Linked DNA regions of Homo sapiens: region 1 is linked to region 2. Evidence: read pairs that join two places in POLR2A ChIA-PET (ENCODE). Cell type or tissue: PC-3. All regions are shown on one strand. Links, peaks and the distances in the headings refer to the core of each region. The heading gives the core; the rest is flanking DNA. Region 1 holds the start of LOC105369746 (a long non-coding RNA gene). Region 2 has its middle 15 kb from the start of LINC02156.

The links. ChIA-PET counts read pairs that join two places held together with the same protein. Peaks named below come from ENCODE experiments on the same cell type or tissue, not always from the same donor. Only the 100,000 strongest peaks of a DNase experiment are listed, where the experiment ranks them.
Region 1: POLR2A ChIA-PET joins it to region 2 with 13 read pairs; 2 of 35 experiments call an interaction of 5 or more read pairs at or near these places.

Annotation. Positions count from the first base shown.
Region 1 is chr12:47,248,759-47,251,572 of GRCh38, reverse strand. LOC105369746 (a long non-coding RNA gene) reads left to right here and starts at 1,112. Exons shown (of 2, transcript XR_007063288.1): 1 at 1,112-1,206. In PC-3, for the core only: no CTCF peak of the experiment used is centred there; a DNase peak (open chromatin) is centred at 1,712; H3K4me3 peaks cover 1,218 bases; H3K27ac peaks cover 1,920 bases.
Region 2 is chr12:47,399,061-47,401,874 of GRCh38, reverse strand. No RefSeq gene overlaps it. Among named protein-coding and RNA genes, the nearest start is that of LINC02156, 15 kb to the left of the region's middle. In PC-3, for the core only: no CTCF peak of the experiment used is centred there; a DNase peak (open chromatin) is centred at 1,444.

The sequences.
Region 1 (2,814 bases), core at 281-2,780, 150 kb after region 2:
GTTCTATGTGCTTCTTGTATTTGGATGTCTAGGTCTCTAGCAATGCTGGGGATGTTTTCCTCAATTATTCTCCCAAATATATTTTCTAAGCTTTTAGAATTCTCTTCTTCCTTGGGAACACTGATTGTTCTTAGGTTTGGTCGTTTAACATAATCTCAGACCTCTTGGAGGCTTTGTTCATATTTTCTTATTCTTTTTTCTTTGTCTTTGTTGGATTGGTTTAATTTGAAGAACTTGTCATTGGGCACGGCCCAGCACTTTGGGAGGCTGAGGTGGGTGGATCACCTGAAGTCAGGAGTTTGAGGCCGCATGTCCAACATGGAGAAACCCTGTCTCTACTAAAAATATAAAATTAGCTGGGCATGGTGTAATCCCAGCTACTTGGGAGGCTGAGGCAGGAGAATCGCTTGAACCCGGGAGGTGGAGGTTGCGGTGAGCGGAGATCGCACCATTGCACTCCAGCCTGGGCAGCAAGAGTGAAACTCCATCTCAAAAAAAAAAAAAAAAAAAAAAAGGCCTTGTCTTTGAGCTCTGAATTTCTTTCTTCTACTTATTCAATTCTATTGCTGAGACTTTCCAGAGCATTTCACATTTCTAAAAGTGTGTCCAAAGTTTCCTGAATTTTGTATTGTTTTTTCTTTAAGCTATCTATTTCCTTGAATATTTCTCCCTTCACTTCTTGTATCATTTTTTGGATTTCCTTGCATTGCGCTTCACTTTTCTCTGGTCTCTCCCTGATTAGCTTAATAACTAACCTCCTGAATTCTTTTTCAGGTAAATTAGGGATTTCTTCTTGGTTTGGATCCATTGTTGGTGAACTAGTGTGATTTTTGGGGGGTGTTGAAGGGCCTTGTTTTGTCATATTACAAGGATTGGTTTTCTGGCTCCTTCTCATTTGGGTAGGCTCTGTCAAAGGGAAGGTCTAGGGCTGAAGGCTGTCGTTCAGATTCTTTTGTCCCACAGGGTCTTCCCTTGATGTAGTACTCTCCCCCTTTTCCTATGGATGTGGCTTCCTGTGAGCTGAACTGCAGTGATTGTTGTCTCTCTTCTGGGTCTAGCCACCCAGCAAGTCTACCAGGCTCTAGGCTGCTACTGGGGGTTGTCTGCACAGAGTCCTGTGATGTGAACTGTCTACGGGTCTCTCAGCCGTGGATACCAGCGCTTGTTCTGGTGGAGGTGGCAGAAGGTGCAATAGACTTTCTGAAGGTCTGTAGCTTTGGTGGTTTAATGCTCTATTTTTGTGCCGGTTGGCCTCCTGCCAGGAGGTGGCATTTTCCAGAAAACATCAGCTGTAGTAATGTGGAGAGGGACCAGTAGTGGGTGGGACCCTAGAACTCCCAAGATTATATGCCGTTTATCTTCCACTACCAGGGTGGATAGGGAAGGACCATCAGGTGGGGGCAGGGCTAGGCATACGCTCAGACTGTTCAGGAGGCTCAGACTCTCCTTGGGCAAGTCTTGCTGTGGCTGCTGTGGGAGATGGGAGTGAGATTCCCAGGTCACTGGAGTTGTGTACCTAGGAGGATTAGGGCTGCCTCTGCTGAGTCATGCAGGTTATCAGGGAAGTGGAGGAAAGCTGGCAGTCAGAGCCCTCACCCAGCTCTCATGCAAACGGAAGGGCTGGTCTCACTCCCACCATGTCCCACCAACAGCCCTGAGTCTGTTTCCAGGAAGAGGGAGAGATAGGCTTGAAAACTTGCCCAAGGCTATCTGCCTCACAGCTGTGAAAGAAAAGGGCTTTAGTTCTTCCCCTACGAGTGAAGTCTGCATACTGGATTCACGCCCTCCCCTGAGTTCTGGCCAGGAGGTTTCTCACCCTGTTCAAATTGGTACAAATTTCGGCTAGAGCATTCCTTCTCCCTGTGGAGTTTTACCCCCTGCATCTCTGGCCACCCTCTCAGTGGATCCCTGTGGTGCCAGGCAGGAATGGGCTGCAGGGGCACCCAGCGAGCTTCCAGGGCCTTTCTGCCGCTTCCTCTACCCCTGTTTTTCGCTTGGCTCTCTAACTTGACTCAGCTTCAGGTAAAGTCAGAAACTTCTCCCACAAACAGATCTTCGGCTTCTCCAGTGGGGGTGTGTGTTCGGGAGAGGAGGGTCTCCCTTTCCCACTTCTGCAGTTGTGGCACTGCAGTTGGGGCACTCACAGTATTTGGGGGTCTCCTGGGTCCTGCAGGAGCAGTCTGCTTCCTTCAGAGAGTCTGTGGATCCTCTCAGGATTGCTGGTTTGTTCTTGCAGTCGATCTGGAGCTAAAATTCACAAGGCAAGCCTCTGCATGCCGCTCTGTCTGGAGCTGTAATCTAATCCTGCCTCCCATCCGATATGATCCCAGGAGTGGCATACCTGACTTATGTATCTGCCATACGAGGCCATTTTTTAAAATTGAAATGTTTTGGCTCTAAGATAAGCAGGTATTTTTGTAGCACCATAATTTCTGGTTCTGTGAAAATTAAAAAAAAAGTTTTTGTAAATATGTTGCCCATTAAAGCAATTATTTCAGCTATTTTTTCACTTCCGTCTTTCTAAAATAAACATTAGTCACAAGAATATACATCCTTCCAAAAACCGTTTTAATCCTAGTACATTTTTAGTTCCTTTCCTCTCTGAATCAGGAAATGATAGATCGTGGATGCATTTTTAATTGTTTGTATTTATTGACTATTTACTAAGCGCCAAACATTATGCCAAGTGCCTTACAGATATTATGGCATTTAAAACTAACAGTCCTATGAGGTGTGTGTTTTTATTTTCATTTTAAAGTTTAGGTATCTGAGCCATAAAGAGTTTAAGATTCTCGCAAAAGTTCCCATCACCAA
Region 2 (2,814 bases), core at 247-2,746:
AATGATTTATTTTTCTTTGGGGATATACCCAATAATGGGATTGCTAGGTCAAATGGTAATTCACTTTTAAGTTCTTTGAAAGACCACCAAACTGCTTTCCACCGTGGCTGAATTAATTTACATTCCTACCAACAGAGTGTGAGCATTCCCTTATTTTCTCAGCCTCGCTGACATTTGTTGTTTTTGACTTTTTACTAACAGCCACTCTGACTGGTGTGAGATGGTATCGTATTATGGCTTTAATTCGCATTTATCTAATGATTAGTGATGTTGTATCAGTCCATTTTCATACTGCTATAAACAACTGCCTAAGACTGGGTAATTTATAAAGGAAAGAGGTTTAATTGACTCACAGTTCAGCATGGCTGGGGATGCCCCAGGAAACTTACAATCATGATGGAAGGCAAAGGGGAAGCAAGGCATCTTCTTCAAAAGGCAGTAGAAAGGAGAAGTGCTGAGTGAAGGGGGAGGAGCCCTTTATAAAGCCATCAGATTTCATGAGAACTCACTGTCACGAGAACAGCATGGGGGAAACCACCCCCATGATTCAATTATCTCCACGTGTTCTCTCCCTTGACGTGTGGGGATTATAGGGATTACAATTCAAGATGAGATTTGGGTAGGGACACAAAGCCCAACCATATCAGATGTGGACCATTTTTTCATGCTTGTTGGCCACTTGTATGTCTTCCTTTGAGAAGTGTCTGTTCATGTCTTTCTGAATGGGGTTATTTGGTTTTTGTTTGTTCAATTGTTTAAGTTCCTTATAGATTCTGGATATTAGACCTTTGTCAAATGCATAGTTTGCAAATATTTTCTCCCATCCTGTAGGTTGTCTGTTTACTCTGTTGATAGTTTCTTTTGCTCTGCAGAAGGTCTTTAGTTTAATTGGGTTCCACTTGTCAATTTTTGTTTTTGTTGCAATTGGTTTTGAGGACATAGTCATAAATTCTTTCCAAGGCCAATGTTCAGAATGATATTTCCTAGGTCTTTTTCTAGAATCCTTATAGTTTGAAGTCTTATATTTAAATCTTTAATCAATCTTGAGTTAATTTTTGTATATGGTGAGAGGTAGGAGTCCAGTTTCATTCTTCTGCATATGGCTAGCCAGCTATCCAAGCACCATTTACTGAATAGGAAGTCTTTTACCCGTTGCTTATTTTTGTCAGCTTTGTCAAAGAACAGATGGCTGTAGATGGTGGCTTTATTTCTGAGTTCCCTAATCTTTTTCATTGATTTATGCATCTGTTTTTGTACCAATACCATGCTGTTTTAGTTACTGTTGCCTAACCTTGTAGTATAGTTTGAAATCAGGTAATATGATATCTCTGGCTTTATTAGTTTTGCTTTGCTTTGGCCAGTCAGGCTTTTTGGGGATTCCATATGAATTTTAGAACAGCTTTTTTCTACTTCTGTGAGTAATGACCTTGGTAGTTTGATAGAAATAGCATTGAATCTGTAGATTGCTTTGGGCAGTGTGGCTACTTTAATAGCCACGAGCAAGGAATGAGTAAGAAATGTTTCTCATTTGTTTGTGTCAACTATGATTTATTTTAGTAGCATTTTGTACTTCTCCTTGTAGAACTCTTTCACTTCTTTGGTTAGATGTATTCCTAGGTATTTTAGGGTTTTTTTTTTGGCTACTGTAAATGAAATTACATTCTCAATTTGTCTCTCAGTTTGAATATTATTGGTGTATAGAAATGCTACCAATTTTGTACATTGATTTTGTATCCTGAAACTTTACTGAAGTTGTTTATAAGTTCCAGAGCCCTTTTGGCAGAATCTTTAGGGTTTTCTAGGTGTAGAATCATATCATCAGCAAAGAGAGATAGCTTGACTTCTTCTTTTACTATTTGGATGTCTTTTTTTTTTTTATCTTACCTGATTGTTCTGGCTAGCACTTCTGGTGCTATTTTGAATAGCAGTGAGGAGAGTAGGCATCTTTGTCATGTTCTTTTTCTCAAGGGAAATGCTTCCAGTTTTTTCCCATTCAGTATGATATTGACTGTGGGTTTGTGATAGATGGCTCTTATTATTTTGAGGCATGTTCCTTCAATGCCTAGTTTGTTAAGGGCTTTTACGATTAAAGGATGTTAGCTTTTATCAAAAGCTTTCTCCATGTCTATTGAGATGATCATACGGCTTTTGTTTTTAATTCTGTTTATATGGTGAATCACATTTATTGATTTGCACAGCTGAACCAACCTTGCATCCCACGAATGAAGCCTACTTGATCATTGTGAATTAGTTTTTTGATGTGCTGTTAGATTTGGTTTTGTTGGATTTGGTTAAAGTTATTTTTGTCTATGTTCATCAGGGACATTGGCCTGTAGTTTTCTTTTTTTCATTGTGTCTTTGCCAGGTTTTGGTATCAGGGTGATGACGGCTTCACAGAATGAGTTAGGGAGGCATCCTCCTCCTTGTTTTCTTGGAATAGTTTCAGTAGAATTGGTACCACCTCTTCTTTGTACATCTGGCAGAATTCACCCAACTGTGAATCCATCTGGTCTGGGGCTTTTTTTGTGACTGATTCAATTTTGGAACTTCACATTGATCTGTCCAGTGTTTCAACTTCTTCCTGATTCAATCTTGGGGCCTTGTGTGTTTCCAGAAATTAATCCATTTCCTCTAAATTTTCTAGTTTGTGTGCACAGAGGTGTTCATAATAGTCTCTGAGAGTCTTTTGTATTTCTCTGCGAAATACAATTTCTTGTCTTTTAGAATGCTGAAAATAGGCCACCAGCCTATCTTGGTTGGTAAGGTTTATACTGAGAAGTCTGCTGTTAGCATGATAGGGTTCCCTTTGTATGT